Linked DNA regions of Homo sapiens: region 2 is linked to region 1. A link is a loop called in an ENCODE intact Hi-C map of the cell type or tissue named here. Cell type or tissue: psoas muscle. All regions are shown on one strand. Links, peaks and the distances in the headings refer to the core of each region. The heading gives the core; the rest is flanking DNA.

What was found. A loop is a pair of places that touch in the nucleus more often than their neighbours do. Peaks named below come from ENCODE experiments on the same cell type or tissue, not always from the same donor. Only the 100,000 strongest peaks of a DNase experiment are listed, where the experiment ranks them.
Region 2: it touches region 1 in a loop (4-fold over the local background); 21 of 110 quality-filtered maps call a loop at or near these places.

The regions. Positions count from the first base shown.
Region 1 is chr12:94,131,759-94,137,144 of GRCh38, forward strand. No RefSeq gene overlaps it. Among named protein-coding and RNA genes, the nearest start is that of PLXNC1, 14 kb to the right of the region's middle. RefSeq lists a silencer at 2,693-2,742. In psoas muscle, for the core only: a CTCF peak has its summit at 2,641 (motif pointing right); no DNase peak of the experiment used is centred there.
Region 2 is chr12:94,762,079-94,767,464 of GRCh38, forward strand. No RefSeq gene overlaps it. Among named protein-coding and RNA genes, the nearest start is that of MIR492, 70 kb to the right of the region's middle. RefSeq lists a silencer at 441-490 and an enhancer at 811-870. In psoas muscle, for the core only: a CTCF peak has its summit at 2,331 (motif pointing left); no DNase peak of the experiment used is centred there.

The DNA.
Region 1 (5,386 bases), core at 80-5,079:
GAATGCTTGTGATTTTTGCACATTGATTTTGTATCCTGAGACTGCTGAAATTGCTTATCAGCTTAAGAAGATTTGGGGCTGAGATTATGGGGTTTTCTAAATATACAATCATGTCATCTGCAAACAGGAACAATTTGACTTCCTCCTTTCCTAATTGAATACCCTTTATTTCTTTCTCTTGCCTGATTGCCCTGGCCAGAATTTCCAACACTATGTTGAATAGGAGTGGTGAGAGAGGGCATCTCTGTCTTGTGCCAGTTTTCAAAGGGAATGCTTCCAGTTTTTGCCCATTCTGTATTATATTGGCTGTGGGTTTGTCATAAATAGCTCTTATTATTTTGAGATACGTCCCATCAATACCTAGTTTATTGAGAGTTTTTAGCATGAAGGGCAGTTGAATTTATCGAAGGCCTTTTCTGCATCTGTTGAGATAATCATGTGGTTTTTGTCTTTGGTTCTGCTTATATGACGGGTTACATTTATTGATTTGCATATGTTGAACCAGCCTTGCATCCCAGGGATGAAGCCAACTTGATCGTGGTGGATAAGCTTTTTGGTGTGCTGCTGGATTCAGTTTGCCAGTATTTTATTGAGGATTTTTGCATCAATGTTCATCAGGGATATTGGTCTAAAATTCTCTTTTTTTGTTGTGTCTTTACCAGGCTTTGGTATCAGGATGATGTTGGCCTCATAAAATGAGTTAGGGAGGATTCCCTCTTTTTCTATTGATTGGAATAGTTTCAGAAGGAATGGTACCAGCTCCTCTTTGTACCTCTGGTACAATTCGGCTGTGAATCTGTCTGGTCCTGGACTTTTTTTGGTTGGTAGACTATTAATTATTGCCTCAATTTCAGAACCTGTTATTGGTCTATTCAGAGATTCAACTTCTTCCTGGTTTAGTCTTGGGAGGGTGTAGGTGTCCAGGAATTTATCCATTTCTTCTAGATTTTCTAGTTTTTTTTTTGTATAGAGGTGTTTATAGTATTCTCTGATGGTAGTTGGTAGGAAATAAGAAATCTTATAACAAGAAATCAAGCCCATGATTCAGATCAGCAGGCTTGCTGGTTGATTAAATATAGAAGGTGAGGGAAGTATCTAGGATGACTTCCACCTTCTGGTTTGAAAACCTGGATGGGCAGTGGTGCCACCGAAGGAGACTAGGAACATGTGGAGAAAAGGTATGGAAGAAAATTGACTTGACTTGAAGTATGTATGGAATGTACAAGGGAAATGACCAGTAGGCATTTAGACATGTAGATCTAAAATTCAGGGCCTAAAGTTCAGAGATCAAGAGATCACTTTTGTGTAGATTTTTTAGAGTCATCAGCAGGTAAGTAATGATGGAAGCCCGTGGTGTGCATTGGTGATACTGACCAGGGAGAATACTACAGGAATGAGAGGATGCCAAAGACAGAAGAAGGGATTGATGTCAAAGGACCAAGAGTGAGCTGAGGACTCAGTTCTAGAGAGCCTCAACAGTCAGTCTCTCTCTCTCTCTGTGTCTCTATCTGTCTCTCTCTCTCTCTCTCTCTCTCTCATATCTCTCTCTCTCTCTCTCATATCTCTCTCTCTCTCTCTCATCACTATCTCTATCTCTTTCTCTATCTAGCTCTCTCTCCTACTTCATACTGGACTTTTCTGCTAGGCAGAGAGCAAAGTCACTGCTAGCCCCAGATTAGCCACCCCCATAAAAAATCTCTTTTCTCCCACCATCCCTATAACAATTCCTGGAAAGAACTCTGGTTGACTTTGCTAGAATCACATGACCCATGCTTAGACCAAACCTAAGGAGCACTTGGGTTGGCCAGACCCATGTCATATGCCCCCATATTGTTGGAAGGAGGGTACAGCCTCTTTATGAGAAGAACAGGGATGGTAAAACTTTCTGGGCAGATAAAAATAGTTATCAGGTCACCTACACATCAACACTTTAAAAGGTAGGAGGAGAAAGTGGAGCCAGTAAAGGAGACAGAAAGTTGGTATGTCAGAGTAGATTAACAGTTTTTCAGAGGCCAAGATCTTTGTCTTATCCTTATCTGTGTCCTTCATCCCCCCCATCTAGTATCTAGCCTTGTGCCTATAATCAACAAGTGTGTATGGAATGAATTCATAGACACTACACATGATAAGTAATGGGGATTTGTAAAAGACATGACAAAGACCAACACTCAGGAATCTAATTTGGGCAATACACAAAAGCACATTTTTTAAGTAGCTGGCCACCACTGACATAGATAATAATAGAGTCTCTAAAAAGAGCCAAACTTTTTCATGATTTGGATAAAGGCACCATATCCGTTTAAACCAAAACAGTCACAGATGAGGATTTGATTTGGGGAGTGTCTTATGGAAATTAGATGGTGTTGTTTTAAAGAGTGTTCATTTTATTTCTCTGTTCTAGGGCTGACTGTAATTTCATGCTGCATTTGCAAGCCTGCAGGCAGACACCTTAATTACTATGGATGCCAGATAGAAAGAGGAGTGCTAATCAAACCTTTATTAATTGGTGACATACTTCCAACTTTCAGAAACAGATGCTAGGGAGGAATGAATCCTTGTAAACCACAGTACCCACCAACTCCCCTCAGGTGTGGATTTTTTTTTTTCTTAAATCAAGTACCTTTTACATCCACTAGGGGGAATCCTAGCGCGCTTCAAAGTCTGCCTTTTTCTATGCTTAGAATGACATACCCATGAAAACTTGCTTGTCTATTGATGGGTGTGTCCTCTACTCTGGAGAAGCTCCGAGATCTGGCATGTTGTCATATTTTTCAAACAGAAGAGAAAATATCATTCAAGATATGTTAAAGAAAATAAATTGCTCAAATTCTCACTGGAAGAAATCCATCTTAGAGAAAATTTTCCGTGTAAACAGAAGTTTCTACCAGGAAAAAGAGGGTAATTATTTGTCAGAATCTTTACTTACCAAAAAATAGAAAACACTAAATATGTGCCTTTGCAATTTTAGAGAGCTTAATTTTAAATACCTGTTAGGCACTAGTGCGATCTTTATGCTCAGTGGAGTTCTTAAAGTATTATTGGCACTCGGTTGATAATTATTATAATTATTATAAGCTTGCCTTACATAATTACAGTATAAGACTCTCCCCTTTTCAGTATAAAGCCATGTTCAAACAAAGTTTGAAAGGTGCTGTAAATTAACAAATAATTTAAAAGCTATGTTCAGTGGATGCTCCTCCATGTTATCAATAATATTTTTTGTGGCAAGGAGTTGTTTTTCTCCTTTTATATTCTCTGTCTCTGCAGAGATAGTCAATTCATGAATTGGTAAATATGCACTGTGGAGATGCCAAGTTATGTCATTGTATGTGGGGCTGTGGGTACCTCAAAGAATGACCCTTGCCCCTAAGGAGTATAGAGCCTTTACATTACACTTCAACTGACATTTATTGAACACTGACTCCGTGTAAGGCCCAGTAATCTGCACAAAAATAACACCACTGATCTTGCTCATTGCCATAACCCCAGCCTGCAACACATGCCTAGCACATGGTAGATTCTCAGGAAGTATCTGTTAAAAGATGGAGTAAGTTAATGAACAGAAAGTTTGAGGAATAAAGGGAATATGGAGATAAACTGAATTTAAGACACCATCTCTGATCTCAAAGAAATTATATTAAGTGAAAGAGCTATAAACACAACCAATGCATAGTGTATGATGTGACTCACCAGATTTTAATGCTATCAACCTACAGATAAAGTGCTCTTCAAGTTCAGAGCAGGGAATTCATAACCAAAGGGAGGAATTGGCCCCGTTAAACAAATTCAACAGGTAAGTTTAGTTACACTGCTAGAACAGAGCCTGGCATGAAGGAGACACACTTCACTATTTTGTAATAAATGAATGGGTACTTACTGTATACAAGGCCTAGTTCCTGGGGGCACAAAGATGAGACAGCACTTAGTTTCTAGTTTTCTTTATTTTTTAAATGGGAGTTTATAGTTTAGTAGAGGCACTCTAGTACAATTTCAAGGAAGACTCCCAGGAGAAAGTAGCTTTTACACTGGACCTTAGTGGATAAGTGAGAGCTCACAAAGCTGAGAAGATGGAAAGGGTGTTTTAGGTGAAATGTACAGCAAATGCAAGGACACAGGGGCTTGAAAGAGCCTGACTCATTTAAAGAAGCATGAAAATCCCACTGCTAACAACAGGAGACAGTACCAAGGATATTCCTAGCTCTTAGCATAAGGCCCTACGTATGAAAGTCCCCTAATAAATACTTGTTGTTTTTTAACAATAATGATGGTAAGAGTCCAAAGATGAGCACAAGTTTTAAGTGCTGGACAAGTATGAAGCTGAAAGAGTTATCTGGGCTGGTAGGATCTGGGGCCAGTTTATGGGCAACATCTTTGGACTTTGTGTGCTGAGGCCACAGAACCCTCCATACAGCAGGAAGGCCCTTTCCCACCAGCCTGTTACCATGGCCTGTTTTGTTTCATCTACACAGTCTATTTAACAACAAAACCAGAGAAAAGTGCTCACAGTCACTACCTATTTCTTTGAGGTCCCTCTTTATTTTTTTCTGAGATGGAGTCTCACTCTCTCGCTCTGTCGCCCAGGCTGGAGTGCAGTGGCATAATCTCAGCTCACTACAACCTCCACATCCTGGGTTCAAGCAATTCTCCTGCCTCAGCCTCCTGAGTAGCTGGGACTACAGGTGCGTGCCACCATGCCCAGCTAATTTTTGTATTTTTAGTAGAGACGGGGGTTTCACCATGTTGGCCAGGCTGGTCTTGAACTTCTGATCTCAAGTGATCTACCTGCCTTGGCCTCCCAACGTGCTGGGATTACAGGCGTGAGCCACCGTGCCCAGCCGAGGCCCCTCTTTTCATGCCTTCATGCTAACTGCACCCCTCCTACAGGCCCTTGAGTGCCACTTCTGTGAGTCTCTCCTCAACTAGGTAAAATGTGGTTCCATTAATCATATTTTGTCTTTTGGGTTTTAGTTTTGTCACTCTCATTCACATACAACCAGCAATGTTTTTTGAATACCCTTTCATTCGCAATCAAATGATCTCATAATCCTAATACTGTTAACAACACATAGCCTGTTCACAGAGGCTGAAGGTCTAGCTGAAAAGATAGGACTTGTACCTTAAAAGATAAATAATACTGCTACCTAAAAAGATTAATAATACTACTGCCATTAGCATTCTTTGCTTTGTACTGTATCTATGACCCTTAATCAAATTTCACACACACATCCACACACATCCTTATAGTTCACAGCATTCATGGGGTACACATTCAATGGGCAGCAAATAGCATTTAGTAATAAAGCTTTAGTAATGCTTGCCTATTCTCAAAGTCTGGTTTTTTCGATGGTAAATTTCTTAAAGCAGTATACCCCAAAATTTAATATTT
Region 2 (5,386 bases), core at 211-5,210, 630 kb after region 1:
GAGGTGGAAGACAGTGAAACTGATGATCCTGACCCCGTGTAGGCCAAGGCTAATGTGTGTGTTCGTGTCTTAGTTTATAACAAAAAATTGAAACAGTAAAAATATAAATAATAGAAAAAAGCTTACAGAATAAGGATATAAAGAAACTATTTTTTGTATAGCTATCCAATATATTTGTGTCCTAAGTGTTATTATGAACGTGTCAAAAGTTTCTTAAAATTTATTTTTAAAGTTACAGTAAGTTAAGGTTTATTATTAAAGAAAAAATTTTAAATGAATATAGTGTAGTCTTAGTATACAGCGTTTAAAGTTTACACTTGTGTGAGTGGTCACATTCACTTACCACTCACTGATTCACCCAGGGCAACTTCCAGTCCTATAAACTCCCTTCATGGTAAATGCCCTATACAGGTGTGCCATTTTTAATCTTTTATAACCCACTGTGTTTTTACTGTACCTTTTCTGTTTAGATATGTGTAAATACACAAATACCACCATGTTACAACTGCCTATTCAGTATGGTAACACTTTGTATTGGTTTTTAGCCTAGGAGCAACAGGCTACAGCATATAGTGTAGGTGTGTAGTAGGCTATGCCATCTAGGTTTGTATAAGTACACTATGATGTTTACACAATGACAAAATTGACTAACGATACATTTCTCAGACCATATCCCTGTTGTTAAGCAATGCACGACAGTGCAGTAAGGGCTCACTTCATGTCATCAACAGGAAACTGCAACTTTCAGTGAAACAACATATAGTGAAACTGATTTTGCCACAGGCTAATTGAGATCAACAAGAGCTAAGTTCTTATGGCATATTTCTGATCACAAAAAAAATCACAAAACTTCTAAATAAAAACCAAAACATTTATAATATTAAACACTGAAATACATGTGAGCTATACATACATTTAAGTAAGGTTAATAAACACAAGGAAGATAATTATTTGCCCAGTTATTCCTGTTTCAGGGTCAAGGGTAGCTGGAGCCTGTCCCGGCAGCTGAGGCTGCAACATTGGGACCCATCCTGGACAGGATACATCCCCTAGCAGGGTGCACTCAGACCCACACCCCCACCACACACACCCCTGCCACACACACACACACACACACGCTCTCTCTCTCTCACTCAGGCTGGGACCACATGCCAGTTAACCAAACATGTACATCTCTGCGATGTAGGAGGAAATTGGGAGACCTGGAGAAAACCCATGCAGATGTGGGAGGATGTGCAAACTCCACACAGACAGGGGCCCCAGCCAGGAACAGACTTTCTCATCAAGGTGATCATGAAATGACACCGATTGAAATGACATCATTTGAGGACTTGCTGTATATGGATCAGCTGGAAATGCTGTACAGGCCACTCCGCCTTCTTATGACCAGGGTGTGAGAATTCAGCAACGCCAGCAGCCTCCATCCCTCCAGTCTTACGTTATGGAGGATTCTGTGGCCTGCGTGACTCTAAGTAAAGTTAGCTCAATGCTATGGCTACAACACTGCTGCTGCACAGGCCACAGGAGAGCCTTTCATGCAAGGTGTTTGTCTAAGCGGCTGAAAGCTGGGAGCTTGGGCCTCTCCAGCGCAGTTTACAGCACAGGCTGTGTGCCTGCTTGGTCATGCATGTTTGTCCCCGTAGCAGGATTGGTTTGAGAACTGCTCTTGCTTTCTCCTTTCACCCTTACAGAGGTTGTGGAGTAGAGATCTGTCATCACTGGAGGCTCCTGGTATCAACCATACATAACCTATTAGCTGTGAACCACTAAACTGGCTTAGGTCAGTTTACCACAAAGGCTGTGTATGCCTGAACTTCAGCAGTGATTATCTACAGATGGTGGGATTATACAATTCCAACCCCCACCCCCCAACTCCCTTTGTGCTTATCTGTTTTCTAATTCTTCCTATAATATGTATGTATTTGTACAAGGTGGGTGGGTCACTTGAGGTCAGGAGTTCAAAACCAGTCTGGCCAACATGGTGGAACCCTGTATCTACTAAAAATACAAAAAAAATTAGCGGGGTGTGGTGGCAGGTCCCTGTAATCCCAGCTACTTGGGAGCCTAAGGCAGGAGAATCTCTTGAACCCGGGAGGTGGAGGTTGCAGTGAGATGAGATCCCACCACTGTACACCAGCCTGGGCAACAGAGCAAGACTCTGTTGAGAGAGAGAGAGACAGAGAGAGAGAGAGAGAGAGAGAGACGGAGAGAGAGAGAGAGAGAGAGAGAGAGAGAGAGAGAGAGAGAGAGGTATTATTTAAATAATAAATAAATAACAAGAGACTTAAGTAAACTGCACAGACAGCACTGTCACCACCTACTGGCAAAAACAGAGAAAGACCATTGTAGGTGAACGCTGACTGCTTAACAGCAGAGAAGGCGGCTTGCAGTTAGACTTTTCAGTTTCCAGTTGTTTTTAACTTCGAAGTATAACATCTGGATTTTAGGGAGGGGAGAAGATCACTCCTCTTGAAGCATGTTACCTTGAAAGAGTTCTGATTTTCAAAAGCAAAATATAGTTCTGCTGACCATGGTTTAAGTCTGAGAGAAAATCATAGTCCCTGCTATGTATCAGTTAGATACAGTAAGTATCTAACTATGATGCCACCGCAGGCAGCAGCTTCAAATGAGAAGCCAAAGGCTGATCATGGGTTATAACAAGTATAAGTCATTTTAAAGGTCTCGTTCTTTGGATGCTTCTAATTAGGCAGTTGCCAAAACTGATGCAATCAGTAAGGCCATAATCTCTCTGGTCTTATGATTTCTGCTAAATTTCTAATGGGGACCTAAGAGTCCAACCGCAGTTTGGGTTCTATAAGCAAAGCAAACTCGGCACAGACACAAACAGCGAGAAAGGCAGCAGTTACGACAATGTTGCAACAGGCTAACTTCTTTCCAGGCTGATGCCTGGGGCACAGGAGCCTCCCTGTGTCCAGCAGCACTTGAAGTGTGGATCCCTCCACAGATGACCTGCCTGTCTCTCCTCTGCCAACCCCTGTTCTCCTCCTTGCCCAACCTCTGACACCACCTATCTCAGAAAATGGGGAGGCTGCTGCCCCCCAAATGCTCATCCTGCCATCTAGGAGCCACTGCCCTCAGACCCCTCCCATCCCTATTCTGTCTCCAATGGAAGAAACTACTACAGAAACACCCTCCCCCTAGTACCCTCTACTCCCCCAACCATCTCGTTCTCCTATGACATCCCTTATACAGTGCTCACCATATCTAGAAATTATTTTCACAATCTTTTTTTTTATAAATATGATACTTGCAATCCCTATTTGAAATAAAGGGAAAACAACACACAAATGCTTTTTACTTTAGGGTAGTATGCATGACACATCTGCATTTGCACTGGGGACCAACACACACACACACACACACACACACACACACACACGCACACACACAAGAGTGGGACCAACTGCTCTCATATTATTCACACAGGAGGCAAACAAGATTTTACTGGCAACTTTTTTTTTTTTTTTTCCAGACGGAGTCTCATTCTATTGCCAGGCTGGAGTGCAGTGGCACAATCTTGGCTCACTGCAATCTCCGCCTCCCAGGTTCAAGAGATTCTCGTGCCTCAACCTCCCAAGTAGCTGGGATTACAGGCACACATCACCATGCCTGGCTAATTTTTGTATTTTTAGTAGAGACGGGGTTTCACCATGTTGGCCAGGCTGCTCTTGAACTCCCGACCTCCAGTGATCCACCCACCTCAACCTCCCAAAGTGCTGGGCTTACAGGCATGAGCCACCATGCCCAGCCAGATTTGGGGGCAATTTTTAAAAATCATCATCTATTTGGGGAAAAGATACTTTAATCTCAAAAAAGAACATGCTATCAGAATGACAATGAACCAACTTAGCTTTGGGAGAAACTCACTTCATTGCATTTACTTTGTCATGGTCCTGCACTAGTTTGGGGATGGACTCAGGAGTGCATCTTGGACTCTAGTGACCTTCTAGGTAGTTCCAAAACTTCAAACACTTCAAAAACCAAAATTTCAGTAATTCAAGAACCACTAATATATCATAACTGTACTACTATTTCCTTAATATTTCTCTTAAATATACTCACATTTTTACTTATATAGTTTTGTTTTAAAAGGAGACTTTGTGTCACTTCCATAAAAGAAAAATCAATATCATGTGTCACAAATAAAAGGTAACCTATGAATAATGCAATAGAAACAAAACATGTTATTGAAGTCCAGTTAGACAGTGTTGCTGGCTGAGGCCTGATCTCACTGTGTAGACCAGGGAGGCTGGCAAGTGGTCAGCAGTGATTAAAGACCATCATCAAACCATGCTTTTCTCTTTAATAACATCAGAGGGATTGAAAGTAAATTGAAAATAAAAGTACTTTCACTCAAGGTGATACAATATTATCCAGTGCTAGACTCAGGTCACATCTAAAGTCATCTCCAGTGGTTCATATCCCACTCTTAGAGTAACAAGAATCATGATACTTTGGTGCATGAATATTGCTAATTCATCCAGCCATTTGACACATTTATTGAGCATCTACTACACTCCGAGCACTGTACACAACAGAAGAAGGAATGAATAAAACAGGCATGGTATTTCTTGCAAACCTTCCAGTGGTGAAACATACATTAAACAAATGGTTACACAAATTATATTTGTGTATATTTGTGTTGTTTTACATACATGTAAGCATACTGTGTGCATATATCTGATATACATATTATATATATGTGTGTGTCTATATGCATCAATTTGGTAAGTGGTTTTGTTTGTTTTGAGATGGAATCTTGCTCTGTTGCCCAGGCTGGAGTGCAGTGACACAATCTTGGCTCACTGCAACCTCCGCTTCCCAGGTCCAAGTGATTCTCCTGCCTCAGCCTCCTGAGTAGCTGGTACTATGGTTGTGTGCCACCACGCCCAGCTAATTCTTTGTATTTCTAGTAGAGATGGGGTTTCACCATGTTGGCCAGGCTGGTCTCGAACACCTGACCTCAAGCAATCTGCCTGCATCAGCCTCCCAAAATGCTGGGATTATAGGTGTGAGCCACCATGCCCAGCCCAATTTGGTAAGTGTTGTAAAGGAAAAATACGAGACGTTATGGCATGGTTTCACAGTAAGACCGTCTTTAGGTAAGGGGCCAGTAAAGACATATAGATAGGAGGATGTAACAATTAAACTGAAGCCTAAAGGTAAACAAACTTTAGCATGTTGAAAGGGTGGGTAACCTCCACACAGAGGTAATGATGTAGAAAAGGTTTGGTTCCTTTGGGGAACTGGAAGAAAGATATGTGCTGAGAGGGCAGCAAGCAAGAGGAGGGTGGAATCAGTGGGCAGGGGGTGGGACAGGGGTGGCGGGGGGGAAGCAGTCTCCTAACCTTTGCCTAAAGGGACC